2 separate regions of the Homo sapiens genome follow, and region 2 is linked to region 1. Evidence: chromatin contacts called from ENCODE Hi-C or POLR2A ChIA-PET data. All regions are on one chromosome and are shown on one strand. The core of a region is the stretch at or near the end of the contact, and the rest is flanking DNA. Distances in the headings are between cores, read along the strand shown.

Region 1 (6,683 bases), core at 1,698-4,197:
CTAATAAAAACCGAAATAATTTGTCTCCAGCAGATCCACCCTGCAGGAAATACTAAAGGGAATACTTTAGGCTGAAGCGAAAGGACACTTAAATCCACAAGGGGAAATAAAGAGAACTGGTAGAGGTAACTACACAGTTAAAGACAGTATAAATATATGGTTTTGTTTGTAAATCTTTTATTCTCCTATATGATTTAAAAGACAATTGCATAAAGCAATAGTTAATAATAAATAATAACAGCCAGGCGCAGTGGCTCATGCCTGTAATTCCAGCACTTTGGGAGGCCGAGGCGGGCGATCCATCGCCTGAGGTCAGGAGTTCAAGACCAGCCTGGCCAGCATGGTGAAACCCCATCTCTACTGAAAATACAAAAATCAGCCAGGCGTGGTGGCAGGTGCCTGTAATCCCAGCTACTTAGGAGGCTGAAGCAGGAGAATCGCTTGAACCCGGGAGGCAGAGGTTGCAGTGAGCCAAGATCACGCCATTGCACTCCAGCCTGGGCAACAGAGCGAGACTCTGTCTCAAAATAATAATAATAAATAATAATAACAAATTATACGCTTGATGATGTGTCACAGGTTTCTGAGGCTCTGTTCCTCTTTTTCTAACTTGTTGAGATGGAGGCTTACTGAATTTCCAGTCTTTCTTCTTTTCTAATATATGTATTTTAGGCTACAAATTTCCATCTAAGCAAGGCTTTAGCAGTATCAATTTTTAAAAAATTGTATCTAAGTACAGTATACATACAGAATTCACATAAGCGTAGCATTGAATGAGGCACCTGGTCAGTACTGTTTCTAAGTGTTTAGTAAATGTTTTTTATTACTACTGTGAATTGTCCTTTGCCTCTTATGCCATAGCATCCTGGCAATGGGGAGGGGTTTGAGGGTGGGATGGTGAAGAGATTCTGGGATTCCATTTTATTGGAGCATTTTTTTCCCCTTGCTTCTCATAAGGTGTCTGTCGGGGAGAGATCTGTGTCACTTATTGCAGTTTGTTGCATGCTGGAATGCTGCAGATTCTGGAATGCCATCTGTATCAGTTGTCTGGAATTTGGTTTCACATAAGGTTCTTGTCTTCTGTTTAACTGGTTTGCTGGGACTTCTGAAGTCCTGATGATCATACTGGGAAGGCAGACTCAGGGGTGGCGATGCTGGCTGTGGCCCTCATCTGCTGGGCCATGGTGGTTATTGTGTTGCTTCTTTTGCTGTGTCCTAGAACAGGGGCTTTACTGAGCCACCCATGTCCTCTGAGAGCTTTGCAACTTACAAGGACTGTTCTCTTCCTTCAGGGGCTGGGATGACTTGCTGATTTAAGCCCCTTTGTTGAGATACAGAGGTATTGTCATAATGACTGGGACTTGTGTTGCTCATCTTTGAGGAAGATTTGTTTAGGCTTGCTGTTATCCACCATATCTTTTATTTAGAGTAGTTTGCTGGCTAACTCACTGGGTCCTTTGGCCTACTGCAGATTCAGTTGCTACAACTCCGTCAGTGATTCCGTGTAGGGAGAAGTAATGGGTTGTCATTTTTGGAGTCAGGGTTGGGGGCCTGGGGTTTGAGAATCAGGTCAGAATTCATGGGTTGAGGTTTAGGGATTTGAGGTTGGGATTAGGAGGTTAGAAGATAAGCATCAAGGGCTCAGGATCTAGAGACCAGGTCTAGGATTAAAGGATTATAAATTTAGGGACTAGGGCTTGGGTTAGGATTGGAACTGAGTAGCAGAGGAGTTAAGATTAGAATAGGGGGTGGTGGTCAAGGGTCTAAACAAAAAGAGAAGAGATGCAAGGGTCTGCGGAGAGACTGGAAAAACTTTCCTCGTAAGTTCCCAAAGGTGACTGGGTATCAGGAAACTATTGGGAAGTGGCTTCTTATTGCTGCAGGGACAGAAGCCATGAGTTGGGGATAAACCTTCCAAGAGGGCAACACCTGTGTAGGCAGACACCGAAGTCAGTTAAATGTGCAAGTAAGTCTTTACATTGATGACAGTTATCGTTTATTTTCATTCTTCTCATTCTCAGTGATTTCCCTCAAAAAAAAAAAAAAAAACCCAAGAAACCAAAACACTTTTTTTTTTTTTAACCATCTTTATTCAACCTGTCACCAAGTTTCTGGTCACCTGCCACAGCTGACCCCCGATCCATTCTCCCTGTCCCCATCCTCTCCATACATCACAGTACACACCAGGAATACCCCCAGTTCTCATCTCCTCACCCTGGGCTGCGTCAATAGACTCCAGAGTAACCCAAACCACACCCTGCTGCCCAGATTCCTAATGACACGTGAAAGGCCGTTATGACTTGCTTTCCTCATGCCCTATGCACACCTGGGCTCCAGCCAAGGATCCTCCTTCATCAACCCCCATATTAGCTACGATCCTTCATGCTAATGTATCGCTCAGAGCTCAAAAGACTTTGAAGGGCCTGTGCCTTCGCTATCGAGCGCTTAAGTTCTTTGCCCTCCGCGTACTTTTGACAAATACTGGGCATCAACCATGTTCCAGGAACTACCCTGGGCAAAGAAAATAACTGGGCAAGGTTTCCATCGGTGTCTCTGCTGGCGGGCATCGCCCCCGCCGGGCCGCCACCCTGAACGAGCCCGTCCGGTCCTCTGGGTTCCGCCACCCTGCGTAGCGCTGCGCCAGCACCCGGCCCAGCACTCCCTCCCGCCGAGGGCGCCCAGGCCGGCTTCCGAGGGCGCCCAGGCCGGCTTCCGAGGGGCGGTTCCCACAAGCGAGTTCCGGCGCCCAGAACGGCTTCATCCTCTCGTCCCGTCCGCGGCAAATGCATGCGCCTGGAAAACCCGCCACCCTCCAGGGCAACTCACACCTCACCTCACGCCGCGGCGCAACCGGACTAGGACCCCGAGCAGGGCTGCCCAGGGAGCGCCTGAAGGACCCTGCGAGGGCCGCAGGCTATCCAGCGTGGCGCCTGGTGGCCGGGCCCTGTGCCGGAGGACAAGGTGAACCCGCAGCCGGACTTCTGCTGCACTGGGGCTCCGAATGACCCAGAATCTGGGGTGGGCTTAGGCCCCGGGTACGAGGGGTGAGGGCTGCGCGGTTGCAGGCCTAGAGAAGTAGGGGGCTGGGTCGAGAGTTGAGGCCGTGAGCCCGGGGGGCTGGAGGGCGTGGCCACGGGGGTAGGGGCGCAGGTCCCGGCCGCGCGTGGGTGGACCAGGGCTGGGCCGCCGCCCTCCAGGAAGCGAGTGGTGGCCCCCTCGAGTGCTGGGGTGGCAGTGTACCGACAGCTTTACTTTTTTTTTGTTTTGGAGACGGAGTCTGGTTCTGTCGCCAGGCTGGAGTGCAGTGGCGCGATCTCGGCTCACTGCAGCCTCCGCCTCCAGAGTTCAAGTAATGCTCCTGCCTCAGCCTCCCTAGTAGCTGTGACTGTAGGCGCGCGCCGTTATGCCTGGCTAATTTTTTTGTATTTTTAGTAGAGACGGGCTTTCACCATGTTGGCCAGGATGGTCTTGATCTCCTGACTTCGTGATCCGCCCGCCTCGGTCTTTCAAAGTGCTGGGATTACAGGCGTGAGACACCGCGCCCTGCCTAAAATTTTTAATTCTCATGGAGTCACCTTTAAGTCTAACAGGATTCTCGACTTGTCAGTTTGTTGTAAACCAAGAGTCAAGACAGCCACAACTTAGCTGCGTTAGTAAAGGAACCATGTCCTCCCTACAGGCCGCGTGTTCTTGCCACGAGAACCCCTAGCAGCCTGGCCTTGGAATGGCTGGATGAGGTGCATTCGTTGGTTCATTCAGATACTGTTAAGAGCCAGCTGTGTGCTAGGTACTGCTTACACCTTCTGGTGGTGAAGACGGAACTGAAGGGAACTTGCAAGGAGCTGTGAGAAAGTGTAACGGGAAGTGAGCTAAGATCACTAAGGTGGGCAGGAGGCAACCAGAGAAAGCACATTCAGGACTGCGAAAACTACTCACACAAAGGCTGTCAAGCCAGAAATTCTTTCAAAACTGAAAGGCCCATGAGGTTGGAGCTAGAGAAACTTAAGGAGTGTGGGGTTCCAGATGAGGCTAGAGAGGTACGTGGGGAACCACAAGATCATGCAGAGCCTGGGAGGCCGTGATAAGGATTTTGGTTTTTATTCTAAGAACAGGGTGCCCTTTAAAGGGTTAAGGAGGGGAACCATATGATTAGATTTTCATGTGTGGTTCACTTTGGCTGCTGTGTGGAGATTGTAGAGGTTGGCAGGACAGAAACTGGGAGACCAAAGAGGAGGCTGTCAAGATGTCCAGAGGGGAATGATGATGTCTTAGAGTTATGGTGGTAGCAGTTGAGGATGGGAGAATGGTATGGGTTTTGAGATATATTAGGTAGGGAAAATTGCCAGAAGTTGGTGATCGTGTGGATATGAAGAGTGAGGGAGGGGAGGTGTCATGGATGTCTCTGTAGACAGTTGCTGAAAATGACGTGTTACCACCTGTGGCATTAGGGAGAGTGGGTTAGCTGATCTTGTACTGGTTAGATTGGGTGTGGCTTTATGGTTTGAGTGGAAAATCAGGTTGAAAGCTGTAGAAAGGACATGAATAGGAGCGACCATGGCAGTTTCTTTGCTTGGGCCAGATTCTAATACCACCTTTAACATGATTGACAGTTTTTAGGATAAGATAAATGAGAATGTTGTCTAGACTCTGTCCCTGCCTATGTTAATGGAAGCCTTCTCTGTATTTGTCGACAAATGATTTTATATATATACACACATATATATTATATATATATACACACACACACATACACACATATGTAGTAGAGTCAGGGTCTTGCTTTGTTGCCCAGGTCAAACTCCTGGCCTCAAGTACTGATATTACAGGTGTGAGCCACTACACATGGCCAAATGAGAGATAATATTGAGATAAGATTTTGAGACAAAGTCTTTACTCCTGCAGAGGTGATAAATTTCTCACGTATAACTCGGATTTCACAATTGGAAAAGACCTCAAAATTCCCTTAGTCCAGTTTATAAAATGCTTTTATGTCCATTATATCATTTCTACAATATTGAGCTCTTACACCATGCTAGACATTAGGAATACAAAGATGAATAGAAATAAGACTATATAGGTTTATTTAGTAAATAAAATTGATCAAGCACCTTTGTGTCAGGCACTGTTTCAGATGCAAAATGGTTATGACTTGTTCCTGATGTTGGAGTTGTGTGTTGACCTCAGTGTTACCACTGAGGACAGCTGAGTGTATTAACAGGTTTGATTTGGGCACAGGAGATCCTGATCTCTCCATAATATTAGAATAGAGATGGTGTTTATCCAGCAGACTTTTTGGTATCCTGGTAGCACCTCAGTTGCTGTCCATCAATCTTCCAATTCTAGATTTGATAGGAGAGCACTATGGGATGGAAGATTTTAAGAGATGAATTCATCATTATGAATAGGCCTTGTGGATAGGCTGTTTAGGAGTATAAATTGTAAATCCTCTGTAAAATACAAAAGGAAGTTAGGAAGGGATATTGGCAGAGACAGGTAGTATTTAAACTTGAGTTTCTTTTAATGGGTAATTCCCTCATAGGCTTACAGTTGCACTAGATTGTATACTCCACGGGGGAACTTGAATGCTCCCTCTACAACTCCCCTCCCTTGATCCCATGAGCCCAAATGGGCAATTAAAATAATGTATATGGCCTTAAGATGAAACTGTCAGGTTCTTTATGAGTGTCAGGAGTGAGAGCACTCGTTGGCTTGCAAGGCTGCGTGGCTCCAATGTAGGGAAGGCTGGGAGTGCCGTCCTGAAGGGTTCCTAATACAGCTCTCTAATGGCAGGAGTGAGATGGCCTCAATCTTGCGAAGCCCTCAGGCTCTCCAGCTCACTCTAGCCCTGATCAAGCCTGACGCAGTCGCCCATCCACTGATTCTGGAGGTAAGAATGAATCCTAAGTCTCTACCGCATGCCCTGGGAATTGCTACTGCTTCAGGTGCCATTGGGCCATTTATGGTGACTGACAACACAGACTTGTGCTGGATGCTGTGGAGGCAAAGCTAGAAGCCATGAACTCTGACCTAAGGAGACTAAGAATCCATTGGAGACTTGAGGCAGACCTAAAATGTAAGAAAGGACCCAAAGCAATAATAGAACCGAATATCAAGACAATGTGTATTTGTTAGTTTCTATTGCTACATAACACATTACTCCAGACTTGAGAGCTTAAAACAACACTTATTTGTTATTTCACAGTTCAGTAGTTTAGAGGTCCAGTAGGCTTGGCTGAGTTGTTTGCTTAAGGTCTCACAAGGCCAAAGTCAAGGTATTGGCTGACCAGGTCCTTATCTGGAGGGTCTGGGGGAAGAATTCACTTCCAGACTCATTCAGGTTGTTGGCAGAGTTGATTTCTTATGATGGTAGGACTGAGGCTGCCATTTCCCTGTTGGCCTTCAGGCAGGAACTCCTTTCAGTTTCTAGATACCACTCACATCCCTCATCACATGGCCCAGTCTGTCTTCAAGACAGCTGCAGTGCATTGAATCCTTCTCATGCTTTGAATCTCTCTGACTTCTTCAGCCTCTAGCCAGAGAAAATGCCTGGCATTGAGAAGCCTTCACAATTCTAATCCCACAGGGCTCATGTGATTAATTAGGCCCACCTGGATAATCTCCCTTTTGATTACAGCAGAATCAACTGATTAGTAACCTTAATTTCCCTCAAAATCCCTGTTGTT
Region 2 (6,683 bases), core at 2,466-4,965, 360 kb before region 1:
CTGTTACCCAGGCTGGAGTGCAGTGGCGCAATTTAGGCTCACTGCAAGCTGCACCTCCCAGGTTCACGCCATTCTGCTACCTCAGCCTCCCGAGTAGCTGGGACTACGGGCGCCCGCCATCAGGCCCGGCTAATTTTTTTTTGTATTTTTAGTAGAGACAGGGTTTCACCGTGTTAGCCAGGATGGTCTCGATCTCCTGACCTCATGATCCGCCCGCCTCAGCCTCCCAAAGTGCTGGGATTACAGGTGTGAGCCACTGCACCTGGCCAAGCTAATTTTTTTGTATTTTTAGTAGAGATGAGGTTTCACCATGTTGGCCGGACTGATCTCTAACTCCTGACCTCAAATGATCCACCCACCTTGGCCCTCCAAAGTGCTGAGATTTCAGGCATGAGCCACCAATGCCAGGCCTATGTCTTTATTTCCCTCAATAATGTTTTATAGTTTTTTTGTATGTGTGTATGTAGTCTTTGCACATCTTTCATTAGGTTTATTCCTCAGCATTTGATATTACTTGATGCTATTGTAAACATCATTGTTTTTAAGAAAAAAAATTTTTTTTTCTCGTTCACTGCAACCTCTGCCTCCCAGGTTCAAGTGATTCTCCTGCCTCAGCCTCCTCAGTAGCTGGGACTACAGGTGCCCACCACCACGCCCGGCTAATTTCTGTATTTTTAGTAGAGACGGGATTTCACCATGTTGGCCAAACTGGTCTCAAACTCCTGACCTCAGGTGATCTGCCCGCCTTGGCCACCCAAAGTGCTGGGATTACAGGCTTGAGCCAACATGCCCAGGCAAGAAATTTATTTTCTAACTGTTGGTGACATATAGAAATTGCAACTGATTTTTATATATTGATCTTGTGTCCAACAACTTTGCTGAACTCATTCTAACAACTTACCTATAGGTTCCTTTGAAATTTTTACATATACAATCCTACTGCTTGTGAATTAGTTTTTTTTCCCTTCCAATCTTCATAACTTATTATTTTTCTTGCCCTACTGCACTGGATAGGCCCTCCGATATAATACTGAGGCTTGTGGTCATGAATATAAAATGAGACCAATTAGCACGGTTGTTTGTTTTTCTCCAGCAATGTTCTGCTGCGCTAGAGGCAAACAATACGTAAATAGTCTATTTTAACGGGGTTAGATTTTAGCCCAGCAAGTTTGTCTAAGAAGAACAGGGCAGGCCGGGCACAATGGCTCATGCCTGTAATCCCAGCACTTTGGGAGGCCGAGGCGGGAGCATCACAAGGTCAGGAGATCGAGACCAGCCTGGCTAACACGGTGAAACGCCGTCTCTACTAAAAATACAAAAAAAAAAATTAGCTGGGCATGGTGGTGGACGCCTGTAGTCCCAGCTACTCGGGAGGCTGAGTCAGGAGAATGGTGTGAACCTGGGAGGCAGAGCTTGCAGTGAGCCGAGATCGCGCCACTGCACTCCAGCCTGGGCGACAGAGCAAGGCTCTGTCTCAAAAAAAAAAAAAAAAAGAAAAAGAAAAAGAACAGGGCAGGGAGTTTCCGTGGCACTGAACTCTATAAGGCTAATGACACAGGTCAATAGCTGAGGTGATGAACAATGGACTCGAGATCTCAGTGAGGTCAAAGAACTGCTGGATAATTGAGCTGGACAGGTTGGCCAGGTCTTCCCCTGGAAAGGTACACCTGGCTGGGAGTAGACAAACACAGGGTGGGGTGGAAAAGGCAGGAGAAGGAAAGGCTGAGAAGTGTTAGTGGCAGTATCTGCCACACCCTTACCCTGGTCTTCTGATCGCTCCATCTGCCGCCCAGCAGCCTCAAATCCAGGTCTCTGGGTCCTGGGTGGACCTCTAGTTGGGAGCTGATAAGAGAAGGAGGATAGGCTGGGCACGGTGCCTCATGCCGGTAATCCCAGCACTTTGGGAGGCTGAGGCGGGCAGATCACTAGAGGTCAGGAGTTTGATACCAGCCTGGCCAACATGGTGAAGCCCCATCACATGGTGAAGCCCCATCACACCACTTCACTCCAGCCTGGGTGACAGAGTGAAACTCCATCTCAAAAAAAAAAAAAAAAAAAAAAAATGAGGTTAAACCACATAGGGGTCTTATTAGGAGGCAAGGGCAAGATTTGGAGGTGGAGAGAAGAACTACCACCACTATCACTAACATCTGGTTTTTGTTTTTTTTTTTTTACCGGGAGTGCATTAGGAGCTGCCAATGGGGCTGGGGCATAGAGGTGAGTGCAGATTGAGGGAGAGGGGCTCCACAGAACAGCCACAAAGGGAGGATGACAGTGGGATGACACACAGCAGGCAGCAACATGGAGAGTGATCCGCAATCAATCTCACTACTCAGAAGTGAGGAGCTTTGCTCTCCAAAAGGAGTGTTAGCTGGGACCAGCGCCAGCCCTATTGGTGAGAGGGCAGGGCTTGATTTCCCTCAGCCATAGTCCCTTTATGTCTCTGCACATTTGCCCACACAGTCTCCAAGACCTAGGATGCCCACCCCCAATCCCTATCCCTCCCTGCCCTTCCTTTGCAGATGCGGATCTCCCCTTGGTCATTCAAGGCACTGCTCAGGCATCTTATGCAAGAAGGCGTCCCAGGTTGCGAAGGTGACTCAGACGCCTCCTTTGGGACTCCAACACCCTTCCCCGGCAGAGCCCCTGCCTGTCTGCCTCCGTGGTGTCAGGTTTTGTGCCCTCTACTCACTAGATTGTGGACACAGAAAGCGCTGGTGCTGTCAAAACCACTTCTGGGTTGCCGGGCGCGGTGGCTCACACCTATAATCCCAGCACTTTGGGAGGCCAAGATGGGCGGATTGCTTGAGCCCAGGAGTTCAAGACTAATCTGGCCTACATGGTGAGACCCTGTCTCTATAAAAAATGCAAAAATTAGCCAAGTGTGATGACATGTACCCGTAGTCCCAGCTACTCGGGAGGCTGAGGTGAGAGAATCGCCTGGGGAGTTCGAGGCTACGGTGAGCTGTGATCACCACTGCACTCCGAAAGAGTGAGACCTTGTCTCTAAATAGATAAATAAAACTACTTTGGGGGACTCGCTCCTCCAGCCCCTGCACCGATTGGCTCCCATTCAAAGGAGTTCAGCCCTAAGTGCCTCTGCAGATCTTCCACCCCCACTCACAAACCCGTAGGAACCCCGGCCGTGTATCAGGCCCAGAGCTCTGATCCTGGGGAGGTCCTCAGATTCGTAGACAGGAGAGGGAACAACTGGACACCTGTTGCCTGACCTTGGTAGCCACAAGGGGCGCTCGGGAGGTGGAACCCGCAGAAGCCCCGCCTCCCGGAAGCGGAGCAGTCAAGGGGCGAAAGGATGCGCCGACTGATTGGTTGATGGTGATGTCATAGGGACCGTTCGGGGCGGGCCAGAGGCCTTGGCCAGGAGTTCCTCGCCTGTTAGAACCAGGATCCACCCCATCGCGGGAGCCGCACCCTGTGGAGCGTTCTGGGGTCCCGGCCCTGACCTCTTCCTGGGCTTCGGGATGCCCGCGTCCTCTGCACCCGGCGCTGCAGCTCGTTATCGATTCCGCCTTTGGAGGCCGGTCCGTATAGTGTACCTCCCGGACTCTCTCACGGTTAGCCGGCAACCCGCGGAGCCCCCTCCCCCATGCGATGAGTCCGCCGTGAGGGGCGGGGCCTCCCATTGTGCCAATAGAAACAATGACTGACCGATTGGAGTGCTCCGCGTTCACCCCTCGCCTCCGCTCCTCTCGTGACGTCTGTTGCGCCAGGTCCACCCATTGGCCTGGCGAGACCGGCGCGTGCCAGGAGTTACGCAGGGAGAGCTGGAATGCACCGAGGGTGGGGGGAGGACTGAGTTTCTGTGTCAGTCCCTTCAAGGGGTTAAGGCATGCGGTCGTGACGGACGAGGGGCGGGGACCCGAAGAAGCGGGGCCCGCAGCCATGGGGCAACGCCGGGCTCCACGTGGCATCCCAGAGCACTCGGGACTCGCAGCCTGGGAGGGGGTGCAGCCTCCAGTGAAGGGGCCCCGAGCCCGGGAGACTGCTGGGGACCAGCAAGGCAGGGAAGAATTTGGCCTCTGCTCCCGCCTCGGGAGGGTCATCTCTGGTCCCTGCTCCGCAGGGGCGATCCAAACAAGCAGGTGGTCGCGACATGTTTCATAAAACTAGCTGATGGGATAGTTAAAGCTATTGTTCGGGGTGCTGGCACCCCAGACCCCTCTCCAGCCATCGTCCCCTCTACCCCAGGATTTCACACAGTACCCCCTCCCAGAGCTATGAGAACGCTCATGGGCACCAAAATTTCAGACCAAAATCCGGGACACGGTTCAGAACTAGTGGTCAGGAAGGGGGAACAAGAGATCTGGAAGGACAGAAAAAGGCTGGGAGACGGAGCTGGGACAGCGCCCTAGAAGGAGGGAGGTGGGTGAAGGCGGCGACCGAAAGTGGGGAGGGCGGACCCAACGACGGCGAACCTTCGCGCTCTGTTCAGCACCAGGAGCAACGCTCACGTCCTCAATAAAGATGGCGGCAACATCTTCGGTCCTCAGAGCTGCCATGCGCGATGGGTTGTACCACCGTGTTTCGGGCGCCGGGGCAGAGGTGGAGCGAACCATCGGGGCGGCCGGGAGCCATGTTGGAGCGGCGGGAGGCGGCAGCAGCGTCGGGGATGCTGTGGTGGGGGCGGAAAAAGCCAGGGCCGCACGCCGGAGGGGCTCCGGCCGCGGAGTAGATGGTGCCCAGAGGGCGGCGGGGGTGCGGAGAGACAGGCGGAGGGGCGGGGGCCCGGGGCGGCGGCAGGGGCCCGGGAGGGGGCCCGAGCGGCGGGGCCAGCCCAAGGCCCGGACCGGGGCGGGGGGCGGTGGAGGCCGTGCAGGGAGGCGGGGGATGATGGCGAGGCGGCCGCCGTGGCGGGGCCTCGGGGGACGGTCGACCCCCATACTCCTGCTCCTTCTCCTCTCTTTGTTCCCCCTCAGCCAGGAGGAGCTGGGGGGCGGTGGGCACCAGGGCTGGGACCCAGGCTTAGCTGCCACTACGGGGCCAAGGGCGCATATCGGTGGCGGAGCCTTAGCTCTTTGTCCGGAGTCTTCCGGGGTCCGGGAGGATGGGGGGCCTGGCCTGGGGGTCAGGGAGCCTATCTTCGTGGGGCTCCGAGGGAGAAGGCAAAGCGCCCGGAATAGTCGAGGGCCCCCTGAGCAGCCGAATGAGGAGCTGGGGATTGAACACGGCGTCCAGCCATTGGGCAGCCGCGAACGAGAGACAGGACAGGGACCAGGGTCTGTGTTATACTGGCGCCCAGAGGTCTCCTCTTGCGGGCGGACAGGACCTTTGCAAAGAGGTAGTCTGTCACCAGGGGCTCTGTCCTCAGGGGTCCCGGGCTCGGGGAACAGCTCGCCCCTCCCTTCAGACTTTTTGATTCGGCACCACGGTCCCAAGCCGGTGTCCTCCCAGCGGAACGCTGGGACAGGCTCCCGCAAAAGAGTGGGCACCGCGCGCTGCTGTGGGGAATTATGGGCAACAGGGAGCAAGGGTCAGGGCGAGAGAGCCACGACATCCGGAGCAGAAAGGACAGCCCCCCGGCGGAACTGTCTTCCAGGGGCCTCGGGATCTGGCCCCGAGCTGGATTCAGCACCACGCACGGCGAGGACAGCTCCTGCATCAGGTTCAGCACCCCGCGAGTCTCGGACAGCTCCCGAGCCGGCGCCCAAGCGCATGCGCTCCCGGGGTCTCTTCCGCTGCCGCTTCCTCCCGCAGCGCCCCGGGCCGCGTCCCCCGGGACTCCCGGCCCGTCCTGAAGCCAGGAAAGTAACCTCGGCGAACCGGGCACGCTTTCGTCGCGCCGCAAACCGCCACCCGCAGTTTCCGCAGTACAACTACCAGACGCTGGTGCCGGAGAATGAGGCAGCAGGCACCGCGGTGCTACGCGTGGTTGCTCAGGACCCGGACGCCGGCGAGGCCGGGCGCCTAGTCTACTCGCTGGCGGCACTCATGAACAGCCGCTCGCTGGAGCTGTTCAGCATCGACCCGCAGAGCGGCCTTATCCGTACGGCGGCAGCTCTGGACCGCGAGAGCATGGAGCGTCACTACCTGCGTGTGACCGCGCAGGACCACGGGTCGCCGCGCCTCTCGGCCACCACGATGGTGGCCGTGACAGTAGCCGACCGCAACGACCACTCGCCGGTTTTTGAGCAAGCGCAGTACCGGGAGACCCTTCGCGAGAATGTGGAGGAGGGCTACCCTATCCTGCAGCTGCGTGCCACTGACGGCGACGCGCCCCCCAACGCCAACCTGCGCTACCGCTTCGTGGGGCCGCCAGCTGCGCGCGCTGCAGCTGCCGCCGCCTTCGAGATTGATCCACGCTCCGGCCTCATCAGCACCAGCGGCCGAGTGGACCGCGAGCACATGGAAAGCTATGAGCTGGTGGTGGAAGCCAGCGACCAGGGCCAGGAACCCGGGCCGCGCTCGGCCACTGTGCGCGTACACATAACTGTGCTAGACGAGAACGACAATGCTCCTCAGTTCAGCGAGAAGCGCTACGTGGCGCAGGTGCGCGAGGATGTGCGCCCCCACACAGTCGTGCTGCGCGTCACGGCCACTGACCGGGACAAGGACGCCAACGGATTGGTGCACTACAACATCATCAGTGGCAATAGCCGTGGACACTTTGCCATCGACAGCCTCACTGGCGAGATCCAGGTGGTGGCACCTCTGGACTTCGAGGC

The links. A loop is a pair of places that touch in the nucleus more often than their neighbours do. ChIA-PET counts read pairs that join two places held with the same protein, here RNA polymerase II (POLR2A). Pooled maps may share reads with other maps.
Region 2: a loop to region 1 is called in a pooled map, with 8 times the contacts of the local background. The contact joins the promoter of LINC02585 here to the promoter of NME6 in region 1. A Hi-C loop is called at or near these places in 4 of 37 single-sample maps with no recorded cell type and 12 of 50 pooled maps. POLR2A ChIA-PET finds 5 or more read pairs at or near these places in 2 of 52 experiments (CD4-positive, alpha-beta memory T cell and endothelial cell of umbilical vein).

The regions. Positions count from the first base shown.
Region 1 is chr3:48,297,631-48,304,313 of GRCh38, reverse strand. NME6 (NME/NM23 nucleoside diphosphate kinase 6) reads left to right here and starts at 2,947. Exons shown (of 6, transcript NM_001308426.2): 1 at 2,947-2,961; 2 at 5,791-5,887. The coding sequence starts at 5,798. RefSeq lists silencers at 2,525-2,744, 3,045-3,244 and an enhancer at 2,835-2,964.
Region 2 is chr3:48,660,800-48,667,482 of GRCh38, reverse strand. LINC02585 (long intergenic non-protein coding RNA 2585) reads right to left here and starts at 3,715. Exons shown (of 3, transcript NR_111921.1): 1 at 3,670-3,715; 2 at 1,761-1,842. CELSR3 (cadherin EGF LAG seven-pass G-type receptor 3) reads left to right here and starts at 4,597. Exons shown (of 35, transcript NM_001407.3): 1 at 4,597-6,683. The coding sequence starts at 4,849. RefSeq lists enhancers at 2,191-2,775, 3,142-3,211, 3,272-3,631, 3,946-4,531, 4,402-4,591 and 2 more.